Linked DNA regions of Homo sapiens: region 2 is linked to region 1. A link is a loop called in an ENCODE intact Hi-C map of the cell type or tissue named here. Cell type or tissue: PC-3. All regions are shown on one strand. Each heading gives the region's core, and the rest is flanking DNA. Links, peaks and the distances in the headings are about the cores only.

What was found. A loop is a pair of places that touch in the nucleus more often than their neighbours do. Peaks named below come from ENCODE experiments on the same cell type or tissue, not always from the same donor. Only the 100,000 strongest peaks of a DNase experiment are listed, where the experiment ranks them.
Region 2: it touches region 1 in a loop (11-fold over the local background); 19 of 110 quality-filtered maps call a loop at or near these places.

The regions. Positions count from the first base shown.
Region 1 is chr7:109,839,317-109,850,074 of GRCh38, reverse strand. It overlaps the pseudogene LOC100128056. Among named protein-coding and RNA genes, the nearest start is that of LINC02903, 960 kb to the right of the region's middle. In PC-3, for the core only: a CTCF peak has its summit at 5,535 (motif pointing left); no DNase peak of the experiment used is centred there.
Region 2 is chr7:111,092,043-111,102,800 of GRCh38, reverse strand. All of the region lies in intron 3 of IMMP2L (inner mitochondrial membrane peptidase subunit 2), which reads left to right. It overlaps LRRN3 (leucine rich repeat neuronal 3), which reads right to left. Exons shown (of 3, transcript NM_001099658.2): 2 at 2,839-2,920. Among named protein-coding and RNA genes, the nearest start is that of LRRN3, 6.3 kb to the right of the region's middle. RefSeq lists an enhancer at 5,083-6,010. In PC-3, for the core only: a CTCF peak has its summit at 3,953; a DNase peak (open chromatin) is centred at 4,580; H3K4me3 peaks cover 864 bases; H3K27ac peaks cover 2,139 bases.

The sequences.
Region 1 (10,758 bases), core at 1,104-9,103:
ATGAAGAAACTGATAAGAAATTAAAAAAACAAAATATGAACCTTGGAAATAATATTAACCTTCTCTAAGCTATTGGAACACAGTAATTTTGTATACTAACCATTAATGTGAAGAAAGATTATATATTTTTTTACCTTGAACCTCTCATGTTGTTTAAAAATAAATTCTATTTCTAGGAGGTGTTCAGTAAATGAGAAATTAATTTCTAGCTTTTATGTTCCTAAGTTCGTATCTATAATATACTTCCATAGAACTATCCTCTTTATAAAGACATCATCCATTCATTGAATAAACAATTATTTCTGGAGCTTGTACTATGTGAATCTACTGAAGATAATGAAGTGAACAAGGCAGACATTGTCCCTGCATACAGTGAGCTGCATTCTGTTGGGGATGGTATGTTAAATAACACACAAGTAATTCGTCCTTAGATATGAAGTAATGTAGACTGCTATTACAACATATACCTGTGGGATCTGAACTAATTGGGATACACAAAGAAGGCTGAGGATGCAGGTGCGAATATTTGTGCATGGACAAGTAGACTGAGTTCAGATCCTCCAAGGCCTTCTATGATTTTGAAGACATAACGATAACTTGAACTAAGATAATATCTCTACAGATGAATGTAGGTGAATAGGATTTATAGATATAGAAAAGTAAAATTAATTGAACTTGTAATTGATGGAAAATGAAGGCAGAAGTAGAGATTGGGGGATGTTAAAAAATACTTCTAGGTAAGGTTATGGTACCACAATAATGGTGATTCTCTCAGTAACTGGAATCAATGGTTTCAGGTGTTTATGTGAAGTTCTAAGCCATACCTTGGCAACATAAGTTCTATTGTGTTGCCATCATTGCTTTGGGCAGGGTAATGACAATTACTAAAACCAATAGTGATAGCATCTCACTGTGTAGAAAATCCATTTGATTTTGCAGGTAAAAAGAACAATTCTAAATTTCACTCATAGTCTAAGAACCCTTTGCATTTCCATCAGTGTCGTTTCACATTTTCATGCTACATTGTTTGGAATACCTGCTATTAAGCTACCTATTTGGTTCAGTGCACTTGTTGACTCTTTTTCTCTCCTCTTACACAGTCCCACAAGTGACCATAATATTATCTCTTCTGAAACTTGTAGGCACCTGCTGTTAGTAAGGCCACCTAACTGCTAGTTACCAAACAGTATTAGGATAACTAGCTAGAATTAAACATATTTGTATTATATCACCCAGAAGATAAATGCTTCTCAAAGTAATGCCAACACACTCATTAAAATATTTGAAAATTATATCTTTCTTGGATTCTGTCTTTCTGAAGGACAAAAATTGGCTAAACCTTATACTTTATAACATTTCATTCCTATGATAACTTTTACTGTGTATAACACACACACACACACACACACACACACACAGAGAGAGAGAGAGAGAGAGAGAGAAACAAATTATGATCTCTAAATGTATTTTTCTATTTTCTCACCCAAACACATTTTTAATTTCAGGGAAAGAGCTACAGCTTTCTCTCTAAATTAAAACATACAAAATGTAAAAAGCAGAAGAAGTACATAGTGACGAAGAGATAATGATTACTTTCCCAGCATGCTCTGTGTCACTTTCTGACATCCTTTAGATGACAACAAATTTGTAGAGAAGTAATTGAGATTATATTGGAATATTTGGGTATTCTTGATAAACTGTTTCTCAATGACACTACCCACTTATAATTGAACACACAAATTTACAATTTATTTTTTTCCAGAATTGTTTAATATAAATGAAAATAAACTAAGACCCAAACTGATAATAAACTGATAGACTGACGTTTGTCTCTTCAGGACCCTCATATATTTCTAAAGAAAAATATGATGTAATAGGATTTTATAGTTTTAGTAATCAAAGACATCTTTTGGATAAGACTACAACACCAACAAGAACATTTTTATGAAATAATGAAAACTCTTATATTAAGAAGTTTATACACTTTATTTGGTCAATTTGAATATTTTAACCCATCTATCAATCCATCCATTTATCCATGTACATTATCTTTTCAAAGTTAGTATGTTTATGCCCTTGATGGAACATATAATTCTGCTCTTTTTTCTGTTGGAATAGTAAGGCTGTAATATATAGAATGTTTTCTCAGTGATTTACAAAGACATAATCAATTGTGGATTTTTTTTATTGATACCTAAACTCTTGTATTCTTTTCAAAGGACTTTCTAATGTCAGCTCAAGCATTACAAGTTAGTAAGAAATTGCCTTCTCTTTTCTGTTAGAAATATCTAGCACATTATGTTTATGAAAGACATATTTTCATATATGAATAATTTTATTTATATTTATGCTAAGATCGTTAGGTTATTGAAAGGTAGTTCTTAAAATAAATTTATGTTTAATCATAAATTAAACATTAAACATATAAATAGTTTGTTCTTCTTTTTTGTTCTAACTTTCTTTCCAGTGCCTGTTTCAGTATCAAAATTTTCTATGCTTATGTTTCAAATGTTAGTACTACAAGAAAATAAGTATGGTAAACTTTTGTAAAATAGAAGAATCCATATATATTATGCAAGATCTTAATACAAATGATCAATAAAAGAAGAGCTGGTCTAGCTGACAAGCAGAGAGGGCACTCAGAATCTTGTCATTTCAGCCATCATCTGGCAGCTTTTTGGTCTCCATTCTCTGTCCCTGGGATACCTCAGAACTTACTAGGATTTCTCTAAGAACAGGCTGAAAATCACTGATATAGAGAAGTATCAAAACCATTTATATCAGAGGCAAAAAGATTGAAGTTCTTGATCAAACTCGACCACTGATTTGCTATGTGACTCTTAGCTTCTTTTAACTTCTGTTGGTCTCAGGTATTGAACAGCAGCATTCTCTCTTAATTCATGGGGCAAATAATGATTTATAGATCTTCACTTAAAGAAATGTATGCCTATAGATTGTATGTAAGTCAACTGAAAGTTAGAGCTACCTAACTACTGGATTACAATCAGAATTTTTGTTTTGAAAAAGTTAAAAAGATTATAGTGTCATTTTAACCCAGTACAGGTCAACTGAAACTTTATTACATGTTCACAATAATAATAATTGTTGTTATTATTCCTACTATTATAACTAAATGCAGACATCTAGATGTGTTATTTCATTTAATTTTTACCACAGGCCTGGATGAAGTCATATTTCCATTATATAAGTGAGGTAATTAAAGCTCAGAGAAGTTAAATAATTTGTCCATAGTTAGTTACAGTCATGGTTAGGATTTGAACGTAGGCTTGCTTGTCTCAACATTTGTTATTCTTAGTCAATTATTTTGCTCTCAGGAATGGTCAAGAATGATAAATTTTCTTAAGAAAATATTAAGAAAAATGTGTGCCTTAAATTTTACACAGTGATATGCAGTGAGTTCACTAGAAATTATACATATAAAATATAAAATATGAATGGAATTAAACATAAGGTGTTACCAAAAAAAAAAAAAAAGAGAGAGAGAGAAAACTTATACAGAAGGCATTTGTACTTAGGAGATTTGAGTTCTGGCCCTATTTAGCCATTGATTTTTTGTATCCTTTTAGATGTCACTTAACCTCACTGGGTCTTAATTTCTTCATTTATATAATAAATATTTTATTCTGAGGTATCTCCAAAGACCTTTCTAGTTATCAAATTATGAGATATCTAGAAATGCTGATTGGTTAATTTATATTAAAAAGTGAGAGAAAAATCCATGTAATGGCATTGCTTATTATCTAATGAAACATTTTAAAATAATTTTGATAAAGACCATTTTTAGAAGAATATTATGATTTACTTATAACTAAAATAGAAAATAAAAACACACTCATATAAAATCTTATTATCAATAATAATTGAACTATTTAATATCTGTCATCTTGAAATTATTATTAATAATACTTTTCACCTTGTAGCTATAAATACATTCCCATTTTAGCAGGTTAATGAAATTATCTTTGTAATACTATAGAAGCATTTATTTTAAGAATACCAGAAAGAACATCCTGAAAACCAAGAACTCAAAAAGGCTTTTTATCCCAAAGATATATTTTTAAAATGTATACCTATTCATCCACTTGTTTTCACAAATGGAGCTACAGAGAACTTTGAACATAATGATGTACAGCAGAGGCTTATTCCTAACATATTTAGAATTTTAGTTCAACCAAACATTGCTGTGGAAACTGAATTGAAATGCAAAATCTTACAATCCTAATTTCGAGCCACTTTCATTTTAACTTAATTTTAACATGTTTTGCAAAATGTTCCCGTATCAACTTAATAGTTACTATACCACCAAACATGGATTGTGATTATTTTATTTTCTAGATTGGCTGACAGGCTGAATAATCTTCTGCAGGGTAGTAAGTGTCAACTGCATCAAGCACATGGAGGTGGACTCACTACAGAAGGAAGGTTTTCCAAATAAAATTCCAAGTATTTTTTAATTCAGCCTGCTAAGACTTCCAGCCATTCATCGGGTCATAGAGTGTCTCCTTTAGGTTGTCGTTGTTTTTAGCCAGGTTTTGTGTAGTCAGCTTTTCAAGAAATGTAACTGCAGTTTAATCCCAGTTCTTGCAGTAAAAGTCACTTTCTTCTACCTCCCAATTAACACCTGCAGCTCAAAAACAGAGGATTTCTACTGACTCTAATATTGGAAAAGATTATATAGAGGGTTTAGGAGACATTCCCAAATACCTTATTTCTGATACAGCAGGAAGTATTTGTGGATAATATGACATTAAATTCCAACAGAGAGTAAACATAGATGCTGCAGGTTTGAAGTTATGTCCCACACTCACTAGTTGGCATTGGATCAGATTACATGACCTGGATCTTTGAATTTCCATCTGCAAAAAGAAGAATCCAGACATACTTTAAGCACGTAATAAACCCTGGGTATCTGAAACCAAATGTTGAAATTGGTTCTTTTGTCCTGGCTAAAGTGCTGAATGAACATTGTGCAAATACAAAGAAATTGATAGAGTGAATAGAACTGTAGACTGAAAACTCGTCTCAGATGGCATAATGACAGCTGGAGAAGTTTAGATAAGGAAAAATGAAATGTCAGGATTCTTGTCTTCGAGGTTTGTAGTCTGCTGGCATATGCTTCTGTTGAAGCTTTGGGAAACCCAGCCGTAATCCAATTGTTGAAAAGAGCTGGTTGAAAAAAATACATAATGTGCTTCTTATTATGATGTAGAAAAGGTTCCTATTTAAAACTAAGACAACAGAGAACCGTGAGGTTATATATATATATTCAGTTTTTCTAGTTTAAAAAATTGGAGAAAATAACTATCTACATAGTACTCAAAGCAAAAGGGAACTTATGAAAATGTATGCAAGGCTATTTTAATACTGGGGGGGAGTAACACTTAAAAAATTTCAAAACCCAAACACTTCTACCTATGCTATGTGAAAATCTCATTGTAATGCCACTTTATTGAAGTTTTTCAAAGACAGATATGGATGAGTGCTACTACACTGCCACCTGGTGATTAGGCAGGTAGGAGGGATTTCAGTAAAAATTCCTGACAAAGAAAAGATTAGGATTTGTTAATGAGTATTTAATAATACTGAATTTCTCTAATATATCCAAGTTTGTTAATAACATGAAGGTGCTTTGTATCAGGTCATATATTATTGAAAAGCATGTTCCTGGTAAATGTTAAATTGATTTCTATCAAAATGTGTGTGATCTCCATTTCATATCTACTTGCAGCTGTATCCTTCCTTGATTTATTTTAGTCTGGGTAAAGTAAATGAGTAAACTCTTTGCACAGGTTCAGGAGCTAGTGACTTGTCCTTGGAAATGGGAGAGGAAAAGAATGATATGACCTAAATTTATTCTATTTCAAATGGTGCATTTGGTGTTTGCAATCTTGACTTGTACTATCAAACTACTCATTCAATTTGGAGTTACTGATTTTATAGTCATCTTCTTCTTTTAAAAATGATTTTGCCTAGGGAAGAATGGCTTCAGCAATTTAAAGTTGGATGTCAAGGCAACAAATACAAATAAAAAAAGGAAACAAAAAGTGTGAGCATTCCATGAAGTTGCGTGTTTTCCTTCTGTTGTATTTTTACCCTGGTGGGGTTTGTTAACAATTTTAATGAGCAAATATAGGTGTTGAGACAACAAAGTTCTTAACTAACTCATTATTTGGATAGATTTATTTATCTAGTCACAGATAGGATGTTAAATTTAATATTTACTTTTATTTCCCAGTCTGTTTCTCTGCTCATACCTCTGAAGTGTAAGAGAATGTAAAGGGTTGGAACAAACCCCTGGGAGAATCTATGTGGCAGAGCCATGCTACAGAGATTCGGCTCTTCCTCAACTGAGCTAAAATAACTTCAGGAACTGCAAAATGGGAAGTGTTCTAGCCAGTGCTTTCATATACATAGCATATTCTTAGTGCTTGTGGTAAATTATGAGACAGTAGTTCACCACTAATGTGGATTTCCAGTTGAGTTAGATCATCTTCTTTTCAAACCACTATTCAAAATGTGAGATCATCTAAGCTTTTCAGTAGAAGATAAAATAATCATTTACTTATAACAGTCTTCAAGTATGCATGATCATAAAGTCTGCATTGCTGGTGAGATTCTATACAGTTATAAATGCAGACATGTGGAATCGATGTCTGATCCATACACCATTTTTAGTTTCACTATATTCGTAAGAGGATAGACAGATCTTTTTGGTTACTACAGAGGATGATGTCTTGCCAGCACGTCTATGTAGGCAAAAAGGCAATAAAATGCTAGGAGGTAAATAGTGAAAACAGTTTCTCTTGGAATGGATGTGAGATGTGGGGAGTTATAGTGCTGTACTCATATCCTGAAAAAAAAAATTCTATCCACTCAATTTTTATTTACTGACATTTTTATTTCCTGTGCTTTCCTATTAGTATGTTAGTTTATTAACTTGTCTAGGCTAACAGGTAAAAGTAGAAAGCTAATTAATTTGAGCTGAATTTTGTTCATTCTATTTCCGGAAGCAAAAAAAGAAAGATACAATAATATGGAAAAGCCTGAAGGAAGACTATTGGACAAAATATTTACAAAAAAAGAAACCTTTTCTTAAAATGGACAATCACATTTAAAATAATGTGGGCAGTTATATTCATTGCTCTTTTGAAGGATGATGAGAGATGGACTATTTATGCTCTCCTCAAACTGGGTCATGCTTTCTCCCAGTGTTTCTCCCTCAGGCTCACATTCACAATCTTCACCCAAGAGTGGAATTTTGGTTGACCAATTTTAGAAGCACTGAATAAGTGACAAAAAGGTTAGAAAGGAAGTAAAGAAGAAATCCTGCTATCTTCCTCTCTGCATTATAAACCGCCAGTGAAGTGCACAGCAGATAGTGAGCACTAATAAATCTTGGTTTGACTGAAATTTCTGAAAGGGCGATCTAAAAAAGCAGAGCTTCTCAGTTAGGAAATACGAAGGCTGAAAGCCATGTGATTCATTCCTATAAAATCACAAAGAGCAACTTGTGCACCAAATTTCAGAATCTCCCTTAAGCATGATGTCCACGGGCAAGAGTGCATTATAGCATACAAAGCACTTTAATATTCTTTATCTTACTTTCCTTTCTGACCAATTCTGGAAGACAGATAATATTCTTACTGTACATTGGGTGAAACAAGATCTTGAGAGATCTCACAACTCAAATTGAAATCAGCCATTTTTCAGACTCTTTGCAACTGCCTAAGTAGAGATTTTTTAAGACAAATAATAGAAGCCCTACTTTACACACCATAATTTGAACTTCTTACTCTGAGAAATCATTCAGGTACAAGAAAGAATTAATTCAACAGGGCTTTAGAGATTATAGAGCTTTAGAATATTTGGGATTATTAGGGTTGTTCAGTTAAAAATTCCTACTTTGAGATTTAAAACATGGGTAGCAATTCCCACATTAAATCATACCTTTTGATAGCACTGACAGTGCACAATGTTGTACATCTACTCTCTATATTGTATGTCCCATAAATACAATGATAACTATTTCAAGTCATGAAAAATTTACATTATCTGCATTTTGAAAAATGAATCTGATTTTAACTAGTAGAAACCATAACTATAACACAAAAACATCTTAGAACATAATTATTCAATAAATGTTTACAATATTTTGAAAATGTTAAAGAATAATATTGATTCTTCTGTAATGAAAAAGCTGCAGATAGTTGAATAAAGAATATCAAATAAACATTTGATAAGTTTTATAATTAATCTTTTAGATATTGAGTTCTGGGGATTATTTTTTTCTAAACACATTGTCATCATATTTGTCAAACTTGTCCTGGACCCTAAGAATAGTAATTTAATTTCTAATTTTGCTCAGAATATATGTACTTTAAATTATTTAAACAAGACTATGTAAACAAGATTTTGAATAGAGAATAAATAAAGGTAAATTATTATAGGGAAGAACCCACATTGTTCTTCCATTTCTTTTTCAGCTGCTTTTAATTGGTAGACTTTGTTGAGTGTGTCACCATCAACCACACACAAAAAATGGAAACATGTATGAATGACTCTTAAAGAATTAATAGATTCAAGCCTGCTGATTCCTTGTCAACAGGTAAGCTATTTTCCTGACTTAAGTTTTGCACCCTTGTAGCATATATAATAAAAAGGAGGAAAGAAACTCAGTCAGAATAAGAACTGGGGTACTTTGTAAACTCCTCTTATAGATGTTCATTCGTTAAATCTTACAGAAGAAACCAGAAGATTTCACATGATTGAAACAACATTGTGGTAAGTTGTGTAAGCATTTGTATTATATGTGCTTTTCCTTTTATATATATAAATAAAGTAAAAAAGGAATATTAATTTCTTCTTTAAATGGGCACATTTTCATTAACATTTCAGAAACACTTTAAAGTCTTTAAAGTATGATTGCTAAATATCAAAGCTTGAGATAATAAATAAAGTAGAATGATAGAACAAAACATAAACTAGGATGAGTTCTTCCTTATATTTCTTTTCATATGTCTGTCACCTATAAAAATGTAACCTAGAACATTAATGATTTTGTGTGTCTTATTTCTCTCTGTCTCTCTCTTTGTCAAACTAGGTAAAGTTTTGTCAATATTATTGATCTTTTTAAAGAAACATCTTTTGGTTTCATTGATTCTATTGTTTTTCTATTCTTTTTCATTTATCTTCACTCTATTCTTTACTATTTCCTTCCTTCTGGTAGTTTTAATTTGCTTGTCTTTTACTAATTCCTTAAGAAGTAAAGCTAGGCTATTTGGTAGAAATATTTTATCTTTTTTAATGTATGCATTTACTGCTATACATTTCCTTGTGAGCACTATGTTCACTGGATCATCTAAGTTTTGGTATGTTATTATTTTTATTCTCTAAATATTTTCAAATTTCGTTTGTGATTTCCTTTTTGACCCTTTAGTTTTTTTTTAAACACCCTTTTATTAATCAATTGTAAGTAATACAAATATTCCAAAAATATAAACAGACACTTAATGGCGTCCTGCATTTCAAGTTTTTGAATACAACAAATTTATCAAACTATGAATCTGTAAGCAAGGTAGTCAGAATCCCATAGCCCAGTCACAGTGGGAAGCAGATCCCCTACCCTCCAAATGGCCTCTTGAAGGGGGAAAGCGGCACAAAATGGAACATGATAAGCAAAAAAGCTCACAAGGCCCAAAGAGGAGGGTCCGCTCCAGGGGCAGGCCCTACAATGTTAAAAGAATGGGGCGGCTGGCCCGACCTCTGGCCTCCTCTTCCCTGGCTGACTGTAGATATTTACCGACATTTAGAAAAAAGGAGAAAAAGACGGAACAAAACCCCTGTTTAGGAAAAAGGGACCGAGGGACAGCAGTGGTTAAGTAATCCACTGAAGACCTGAAGGGGAAAATGGACTTACCTTTCTCATATACTTGGTCTGGCTAGGACACTGGGTGCCAGACAGCCTTCTGAGGGGATTTTCTTTCTAAATGAGGCCTCAGGAACAGGTAGGGGCAGCAGAGTAGAATAGCATCCATTTCCCAGGGAAAGACTGCCTTTACATTTCCCATGCTTTTATCACGAAGCAGCATCTGGACCACTGTTACCAGAGGTGAGTTTATACATTTACAAAATGCTTAAAATCTTTGGGAGGCAGGAGAAAGCTAAACAGAAGGTCCCAGGTTAACTGAAGGCAAATTCACTCAACCTCTCTAGTAAGGGACCCATGGGCCTACAGAGTGTCCCCTCTACAATGTGCAGAGTGGAAACCCTTACCTGACCCTTTTCCAAACTGGTTCTGTGTCCAAAGCTCCCCCTATGAGAGGGACACGAACATCAGGGTTTGATTTAGAAGCCCAATCAGAGAGACACACTGTGTCCCTGAAGAGGCACCTTAAAAGAACAGAACCTGGCAGGTAGGCAGATTCCTGGCATGGCTTGAATTCGTGCTGACCAGGCATGGTGGCCTATTGCCTCCCAAAGACCAGTCTCAAGTGGGAGGGGCTGATGGTGGGAAGCCCTAGAACAGAGTCTGGGATAAAGTGGCCACCTCCCTGTCTTGCCCTCCAAAATTGAGTCTGGCCTGATTCCTTTGAGGAGCAAATTTACAATCATCCCTCGCCCTAACACACGGTGAAACTGGAAACCCAACAGCAAATAATGACTAGGCGGGCTCTGGTCCACATGAATGGACCCTGGCTACGTTTGGCTGAGTAGCTTCTCTGGGGCAAGTGGGAATGG
Region 2 (10,758 bases), core at 890-8,889, 1.3 Mb before region 1:
AGTGAAGAATGGTTTCGGAGCTTTTTAAATTTGAGATGGAATGTCCCAGAGTAGTGGAAGTTTCTAATAGAATAGCACGAAGAAGCTGGATTATTCTATTTATTTTTTAGATAGGTATGAAACTTCAAACTTGCTATTTCTGTGGTTTCCATTCTTTTATTATACTTGTGGGCTTCCATTTAGTAATTTTTCTCTCTCTCTTTTATTTGACTGATTTAAACAAAACAAAATAATGCTTCAGCTAAAATCACTTTAGGGCAAAAATTCAAAACTCCAGACTCAAGTAATTAACATGTTTGATGTAAAGCAGCAGCAACACATTACTGTCAATAAAATGACAATCTAAAGAGACATCTTGAAAACTGACTGGATGACAGTGAATTGTGCTTCTGCTAAACTCCAGCAGCTAAGAGGTTCCACAAATATGGGCCCTTCACAGATAAGGCACTGCTGAGTTTCTCTATAGGGTTGAGTTTGGGAAGTTTTGGTCATCATGATGCATTAAAAAAAAGAATGATTTGACAGGAGCATATGGTCCAAACTTTTTAAAACTATAATCATAGTCAATGTGCTATGAAATACCCACTGGGTAAGGATTGAATCACCTGGTTTTGGTTCTAATTATGTCTGTAAGTCACTTTGAACAAGTGACCTAAAATCTGTAAAATCTATCCCAATATAGGGATTTTGTTATATTCTGACTCATTTTTTTTTTTTAAAGAAATTGACAGGCAGTGTAGAGTTCACTCATTAATCATATTGGCGGCAGTTTCTGCATGGCCCTCATTTGAGTTCCATATGGAGTGAGATATAGTGTATGAAAATTAGAGTTCATGAACATGTGGGCAGAAGAGTTTTGTCCATTTTTGGTAGATGTTTCTCCTAAGGATACATAACCTAGTACTCTACAGATATCACCTGACTGCCAAGAAATGACTGTGGATGGTATACCTTTTTAGATTGGGGGCAGTAGAGATAGGAACTATGTTTACCACAGCCTTACATTATTACATATTAACTGAGACTATTTACTTTGAATGTCCCAGTCAGGTCCCTTAAAATCAAACCCCTAACTCATTTAGCTATACCCTCTTCTCAGTCTTCTCAGGGAAGACACAAGACAATATACCTATTGAACCTTTATTTTTCTTGTATATTTCACAGGAAATATACAAGACAGTATACCTATTGTACCTGTTGTACCTATGTATATTCTGTATTAATTCGAACGATTGTCTCAAGTAATTTTTTTTTTTACTAAATCTACAACAAAAATGGTAGACAGTGGACAAAAGAAAAAGACTTGAATCTTAACCCAATAATTCTGTAACTTTGTGCAGAAAATAAGTATGGATTCTTAGGTGTTACTCTCACAGATTCTGAGATCATACATTAAAAGTACCCAAGTGAGTTTGGTAGTACATCATCACAGACACGAATATATGATTCTGCTTGTTGTATCTTATAGACATTATCGCTTATCAGTATGCCAAGGTTCTGTTCAATGACTAGGGATGTATCTATATCATGGTCATTGATTAAATGACCATGAGATGAAATGTCTAAATGAATAAGTGGTAAGATATTATCTTAGAATATTTCTTCTTTCAAAGACATAAAAGTCTATATCAAGTAAAATCCAGAGCAGCAGATTGCTTAAAAACTAAATATGATGATGTGAAAAGAAAGCACCATGCTTAAATGGGGTTGAGAATTCGATATACTGCTAGCAGGTGTGGAGGCAGAATGTGGTGATCAAGGAGGAGGAGTTACCATTCTGGACAGGAAAAATTCTTTATGGGGGAATTTTAAACTTATAAATGTTCATCATCTTTACAAAATATAGAAAGATATTTAAAAGTTTTCAAATATTTTCAAAACTGGTGAGCAACATTCAGGGCTGAAAGAATAAGGTTAAAACATTGTTCTACTTGTTCAATTTGCAAGATATTTATGGTCAATAAAACTTTCCTTATTTCATTACTGATTTCCATTCCCTAAGAAATGATAAAGATCTTAGATGTTCATAAATCCTCCTGGAATTCAACCATGATATTTTTACATACATTACACTTCTAAAATTACAAAAACAAAAAAACCTTAATCCAGTTCAGCCAGAGCCTAAATTTTTATCTTTTGGCTCTATGCATTTTCAACAGATTAATAAGAATGTTTAAGTAGAAAATCCACAAGTAATACTTTTAGATTAGTTGAATTATATTAAGTGTTCATTATCATTATATTATTTATTAAATAATATTATACTAATCAGGTTGTACCATGTGGTAAAACTGTAAAGTTTGATGCACTTATTGTATTTATTTTAAATCTGTATATGTTATAAATATTTTAATATATATTTTCATTACATATATTTTATTATATATAAAGTTTAAGCATATTATTATATATATATACTCCTGATCTTGGCTGAGAAGTTTAAAACTGTAGAAAGAGCCTGTTGTTAGATGCTTCTGCATAAAAAGTCAAATGCTTCTCTAAGGATAAATATATTATGCTTATTCTAAGAAATATGTGATAAGGCATTGGGTACAGTGTACACTGCTTGGGTGATGGGTGCACCAAAATCTCAGAAATCACCTCTAAATAATTTATTCATGTAACCAGACACCATCTGTTTCCCAAAAAGCTATTGAAATTTAAAAAAAAGAAATACATGCTAAGGAAGACACCATAACATGGGCTTCAGAGTCAGACATTCAGGGTTCAAATCAGGACCTTTCCAATGAGTGAAGTTGGGCAAATGCTTCTCCATTTCAAGCCTCAGTTCCCTCATGGAATCAAAGTGAAATGAGGTGAGTTGTACAAAGAGCTTACCCAGGGTCCGGGCTGTGGAGCATGTTAAATAAATGTTGCCCAACATCTTCCTCTTCTTTCTCTTTCTCCTCCTCTTCCTCGTCTTTGTTGTATGTAAGAAGTAGCAGGAAAAAAACCCCAAAAGTTTAATTTTAAATTATACATGTCCTTCTTTATTTCTTACATGTTAGGTTATTCATGATTCACAATACTTTAACCTTTTATCACCTCAAAATTGAATTTCTTTTTTTAGTTGTCTAATTGCTTATAACTTTCAAAAAAAAAACTTCATTTTGAATAGAAAATGTATGTTGATGTGAGCTCTCTAAACTCCATTTTTAATCACTGGAGGAATCCTCAGCAACATTTTTGCTTTAATTTTACATTCAGATTTTGTTTTGTAGGACAGTCAAGTTGAAGGACTCCCCTGATAGCCCTTTCAGGAGGTGACATAGCAAGAAATGCTGAAGTTTTACAAACAGCTAATATAGAACGCTTCTACTAAAGTTTTAGGTTTGGCTCAGCATCCTCAGTTTGAAAAGCAAATTACAGCTTTCATCAATTAACTTTGCAGGGCTAGCAGCTTATTCATACTGAAGAAGATTGATGAATTTCATTGAAAATTGATGCTCATAGTAGCAATGAAATTGTATTCAGACTATTTTCATCTTCATCATTTAAAAGAGAATGCATGAGGGGAAAAAAGTGTCTAAAATTTGGAACTAGATACAAGGAAAGCTTATTATAAATAATGAAATTTGAGACCAATGAGCTAAGTTTTGCATTTTTCTTTTGTGTCACTTATTATACTGCATGACCTCAGGTGAAGAAGTATGTTGACTTCCACTCGATGGAAAAATGATGATAGAGGAAGTTATAAGCTGCCAGTTCACAGGTCTAGCTGTGAATTGAACTACAAAAAATCATTTTAGTTAATCTAGTGGATAGCAAAACTCAGATATAAATAATTAAAGCATCACTCCTTTCTCAGAAAGAAAAGAAGAATCCTACAAAGGTATAATATTCTAGTATGAGCAGAATGCATGATATGAAACTAGAAACAGAGTTACTGTATTTTGATAGAGAATCTGACTCTTGGAAGGCGATATCAACTAGCTATATTTAGGCAGTACCAACGGGAGGCAGTGTTGCCTCATGCACAAAGGCTTGTTCTTTCGAGCTAACTAACCTAGGTTCCTTTTCGTGTTCTTCATTAGTTATGGCAAGTTACTTTTCTTCTCTAAGCCTTATTTTTCACGTTGGTAAAATGGGTTAAACATAGCGCTTACTTAGTACGGTCGTTATGAAGATTAAATGAGAAAATGTATGTTAAGTGCTTAGCATAATGTTTGGCACAGAAAATGCTTGTATGTTGTAAATGAGATCTGCCAGTATTATTACCATTCCTTTAGCCAGTAAAGGATTGTCTAAGAGAGATGATGTGGTTTGAACGTATAAGGGCTCTGCTTACATTAATTTATGTCAGAACATTTGTTTTAATTCATCATTACTTTGATTATTTTGCCCAACAGCAGCATATTATGGTATAATTTATAGCCTAAATATAAAAATGAGACTTTGATATTTACATAAATTTTGCTTCCTCATTAAAAAGTAATTGATTGAGGAAATGGTTTGGAAAATGCCTCACTGATTTTAAAAAGTTAGCTGAACATCACCTTATGAAACTCTTTCAACAACTGTGGTGTTTGTGTAAAAAATACGTGAGTAATAAATGACAATAAGAGGAACAAATATAAACTATGTGTTTGGTAAGTGAGTCAGTTCAGCTAGTCACACAACAAATTGACTTGGATGATGTTTATATCTTATAATGGCATTTTATATATTTTTCATTCAAGAATGACTGTGAATAGAGCTTTCAAAGTTTATATGTTCTTAGAGTATGTTTATCTTTCATATATGGCAGTCACCTTGTTTTGCTCTTTCCATTCTGTTCTGTTGCACTTTCTTTTCAATGCTACAGCATTGTGACCTAGACACAATTCTCTTTTCGCTTGCTCTATCTTTTTTGTTCTCAATGCCTTGGGCACCTGCAGTTTAAGGTCATTAACCCCTTGGCCTTTGTAGAAATCAAAATATAATCTGTGTAGATATATATTGAAATTATTTCCTGCAACTATTGAAATTTCAGTAAAGGTCATTGTGGTTCCATGTATTCTACAGATGTTGAATACTTTTTGTAGAACATGTTCAGTGTTTGGTATTTCTGAGTGACTGAGTTTTGATAAAAATAGAATTAAATTTAGACCCCATTAACACTCCATATTTCAGAGGCATATAAATATAGCGATACAGTAAACAGTCTAATGACATAAAAACATGAATTGTATGTTTGAAAAATACATGTCTATTTTTAACATTTTTTTGTTTTTTTTCCTTAAGAAAGGTAAGCTGAAAGTTAGTTGACAATGTTATTTAAATGCTTTAATCTCTCAACATTATGAGACTATAAATTATAGAACAAATGTTACCCCAAGGAATGAATCCTCTAAAATATTTGCCTCTATTTCATTATAGTCGTTATTAATTTGATAATTTTAGAAAAAAGTTATAAGTCCAAATCAAACCTGTTTATCACAGTGAAAACGAAGTCTCTTAAATGTCTTCTATAGTTAAAATATCTACTATTATTCATGTCACTTGTAAGTGTTGTGAGTCCCAAGCTTCACGTTAGGGGGCTTAATCCCTGGAGAACACATTCTGCTGTTCCTGAAGTCCTGTTTTGTACCAGTTGGGAAACAGTGCCTCTTCCATTGTTCCTCAGGGAATTAGATCCCAGGAGCTTCAGGCCTTTGGAAATAGAGAATGTTGCCTATTGATACTAACCTTTAACTGATTCAGTGGGCCTTTTTTATGCAAACATGCAAAAAGTGGTGATGTTTACACTCCTTCCCTGAATAGAGTAGCTGATTATCTGTGGAATGCTTCACCTCCTGGAAGTAAAGCGTGAAATGACAAACTTTAGAAGATTTTTTAAAGGGATTTTTATTCATTTTAAGGTCTATATTACTTTTGACAGACACAATCTCCCCTAGAAAGGGCTCACAGAATAATGTATGTAAGTTTACTGGCATTTTGACTTTAGTAGTTTACAAATATACCAGTTTACTTTCAAATTAACTAGTATTTTTATCTTATTTAGTGTGTCATTTTCAACCCAAGACAAACCAGAAAGGAGATGCTAAGGAAGTTGCTTTTATGTTGACACTTGATCCATTGGGGGTTCTTAAGTGACTTTGGAGACTTTGTTCATAATTTTTAGTAACCTGGAAAATCCCTAAATAATTTACTCATCTCATTTTTTCCAGTTTTTGAGACCTTTGCCAAGTGTCTGTTTATCAAAGTGCTAATGCTGTCAGACAAACATATGGATGAGTAGGTAGAACAACATACAGTCTTTTTCTCCAAGAATAGATGTTGGTTGTGGGTTTTGTTTTGTTTTTTTTTTTTTAAATTTAACTCAGGCATAGCAATAGCTGTGATTTAAATTAAGAAATAAAGATTTTAATTTGCAAGAATCTATCCAGATATAGTGTGGTATGGTACAAAGGACATAGTTGTTGGAAGGGTAAGATCTAGAGTGGAAGTTCCATAAAAAGGGAACTAACATTTATTACTAACTTCAGAAATGCCAGGGACCAGTGCTGCACCCATATTTTCTTCTACTCTCTGGAGTCAGAGACCCTTGCACCTCAACATGCTAGCAAGTCTCTAACCTCACAGAACCTCATTCTCCTGTCTTAAAGATGTTAATCATCATCATATCTACCCTACTTCACCAGATTGTTGTGAGGAGCAAAGTAATTGTTGAAAAATTGCTCTGTAAATGGTAGAGCTTTAAACAAATATTCACAATTATTGTGTTTATATTTTGTATCCTTCTTACAAGTTGAGTCAATTAATTACTATTATGTTAAGCAAAATTTGGAGAGCACATTTAAAAACAGAGAAATTTGCCCAAAAGAAAAGAATAGGATTGTGATATTAAGGAGATATCATTGCCTACTGGAGCTCTCAGTCTGACTCTAGAAATCAAAAAGTAAGTTGGGATGGGGTAGGGGAGGGAGAGAGGGAGAGGGATTGCTGTCCTGATAATATATTTATTGTTTTCCAGTGAGATGTATAAGCAAAGCATGGATCCTGAGAGTGGACACTGTATATAAAAAAAGGGCACATGTTAAGTGCCTTAAATTATTTACAGTGAAACCAAGTAAAAACAGATGTGGAAAGCCTCTTCAGAATTCTTGGAAAACCTTAAAACTTATAGTGGATGATCAATAGCTGAGTCTCTGTAGGTGAAGGATAGCAGTATTATTATTAACATGTTTTAAAAACAGGGCAAAACTCTAATTTTTATGACTTTACAGAATATGGTAAACTATATTCAAATGATGAATTATGGGTTTGAAATATTTGGGTGTTATATACTTAATAAATCGTTGCTTCTATTATTGAATATTGGCTTTTCCTTTTAGAATATTTGATTATCTGAATAAATATTTCTCTTTTTTGTACATATCTGTGAATTTGGGGGGATTTTTTGCACATAGGAGGTTTTTGAGAAAACATTATTTTTGAAAGACCAAGGAGGCAGAATTTTAATGGAATTCTGGAGGAAGTATTGTAAGGGGTTCTAACCTAGGCCTCTCCAATAAATAGCTGGGTGAATACAAAGTATAATGTATTACATTATAACGATTTCAAACCCTTTCAGCCTCAGTGTTTTTCACCTATCAAATGAACATATTAGACTAGCTACTAATGTCTCTTTCAGTTCAAAAATTTTATTCTATGAAAGCATGTCTCCCCTCTTTATTCCCCGTCTCCTGAAGCTGTGTCATGTGTTTTTATTAATGGCACCATAGAAAATTCTTCCCTTATTATGGCCTAAAGATGAATTAACATAATAGCAAGCAGGTGTATACAAACTTGACAATTATGCAAATATAGTAAATGGCCCTGTAGGTACTGTACTTCTTCAGAAAGATTTGAGATGGACATTAAGTCTTCCTTGTTAATCCTGTATTTAATGACCTCTAAATAGCATCTATTGAGACCTTCCATTCCTTTCAACAAGTTAGAAAAACGTTCCGATTTATCCCTGTTCCTTTTTCCCATCCTCTGGCACCAGCTACTGTCTTTATATTAGAATTTGACTTCCTTTCCTTTCACATTGTGGCTAAAGAAATAATTGTTATCATGTTTTACTAGTGACTTCGTAGATGTCTAACAATACATCACTTTATCAGAAGGAGAGGAGAGGAATTCCCTGAGCTCTGTGCAGGAGCTATGTTCAGTTGTTATACAGTGAAGCTTTCCTAAGTACTCATTGCATAGCCAATATCAGAGAGCTTTATCTTTGACAGCACTGACAAGATGTACTGATGTTTTGCCTAGAGTTTACCTGCTTTATTTAGTTTCATGTACCAAAGAGTGATACATAAGTAGCTAAACTCTCAGAACCAGGTCTACATGGAACATTTTAGTGTGCTGTACACATGTCTAGTGTTTCTTCAGACTGGCTGGAGCCACATTATTTTAAATCATTTTAGAGGAGCATCCTTACTGAGGCTAGAAGTAGGAACTCATTTTTTAGTCTACTATTAGCTTTCTTTTAATGATCTCCTTCAGATTCACCAACAGATACCTCACCTCTGCCCATTTTCAGGGGCTGCTAATTAAGTAATAACATTTAACTTACATAAGTGTTTTTTTAAAACGAAACTCCGGTTATAGAGCTTTCTGATCAACTTAGATTGTAATAAATACCATAGTGCCATGTTACACAGGAATGTTACACCCCAAAAAAATTCAGATTCGGGGGGAGGAGTGAAACATCAAACCCATCACATGGCGAAAGCAAAAGATGTTACAAAAAAGGAAAGAACAAAGAAACAGTGAAATATAGTTAGTGCATCATAAGTTGATCACCTTTTTTGTAGGTCACTAAATTGCTGGCCTGGAAGGCTGGTAGCACCGTTTATTAAGCCATTAACAACAACAACCACCACCTCCAAATAAAAAATTCCACCTACTCATCAGCATTCTAACTCAGCATGTTGCCTGTGACAAGCGACACCCTGAAAAAAATGGTCCTTTGAATTGTCTTGCCAGGAAGGTGCTATTTCTGGTATAGTTACATGATTTGGGGAGACTATGGGTAAATCTTCCAGTCATACACAAATGTCCATCATCTGGCATTCGTAGGTGCTGATCAAATCACCAAACTCACTGGCACACACTGAGTGGCAACACCGGGGGCCTGGAGTGTTGGTATTTCTCAGACTGAAGTGGGCACATTACTGATCTCTGTAATCCACAAAATATGTATGTGAGCTTTACTAAGGTTAAAGAGTGAATCCACTGTTCTTAGGTGTCATCTATTGCAATTTTAAAATAAGGCGGGTTAGATTTAAGAATGTGTGTCTGGCATGCAAACTTTCCCTGGAAAAGGTCTAAGAAAAACTGAATTAAATACTGCAATGCTACATTATATAGGAGTTTGAAATCAGAGGGTTGAGTATCTACTTCAAGTCTTTTCCTCTTGGTTAGGAACTTAGGAGGTACCTCAAAATATCAGATCTGGTCTGTTTCAAAAGCAGCACTTTTAATAAATAGCAGAAAAGCAAATAAAACACTTTTTCCTTTTTGTAATAAATCATTTTGGTTTTTTTTATAGATTGCATGTGGCATTTGAGGCAGAGCGAGCAAAGCTGCCAATATTGCAAGCTGATGCTTCAGCACCTTTCATTTTTCTCTGAGCAGGAACCCTCTTCTTAAACTTGTTCATCTTACAGAGAGAAAATCGAAGCCACTGGCATATTGTCAGAGCTGCTTTATTGTCATCATTTACAAAGGTCACTGGAATTAATTGACTTCTTATATTACATGTTGTAAACTGACTCATTTTTTTGACACATTTATGGGAAAGTGGCAGGATCTAAGTGGCTGGTTATTGTCTTTTTGCTTTGGCTTATATTACAAACTAGGAAACCAATAATAGCTCTGAAATCACAGTTGTGGAAAAAAATAACCCACAGTTTCAAAGAAGCTGACTCTGTTAACTGTGTGGTTAGTTGAACTAAAAGAAGGCAGGAGAGAGCTCCAGAAGATGAAATACAAATGCTAGGTTTCTTTTACTGTCTTTCCAGGACCCAGTAAAGAGGGCAGTGAATGTTTCCATGAATATCCTCAATTGGTGTTGTCTGTTTGAAAGCATATTCTAAGTAGCTGGCTTCCCTTTACAAGATTGGAAGTAAAAATTAACCCACACTGAATTCCATGAATCATCAATACATGGATGCTCATAGAGTTTACTGAGAGTAATTCTGTCTCAAAGGCATTGCTTCTGAAACTAAAGATGAGAAATATATCAGTAATATTTATGGTACCAGAGCACACTATTTTCTAGGTAGATATTTTGAACCTTTACTTCTATTTTTGTTTTCACATTATCCCCTTTTCACTAAATTAGGACGGTTCTACTCATATTCATAGCCTGCTTTCACTGAAATTAGAGGCAGAGAAACAAGGACATATTGTTAAAAATGAATAAATTAGAGCCGAATTAAGCCATCCAGCTCAACAACAGCAAAGGGAATATAGCAGTTGGTTAGAACAAACAATTTTCTTAAATAGGAAATGTACTTTAAAGCCATCCTGCTGTGATCCTGTTAATTACCAAAGATTAGAACTCTTCTGGTTCATGGGATCCTTTCACCTAGTGTGTGGCAGTTCCAGCTGCATTAGCAATCAGACATTTGCACTGTCCCTTCAGACCAGCGAGGGGATGTTATTAAAGGGAAGTCATTTACCCCAGTCCGTAAGATGTAGCCTGGCAGAAATTCAATAACTGTTTGTGATATGCTCATTCTGCTACTCTGCTTAGTGGTTTAGCTCTTAACATACAACAGCATT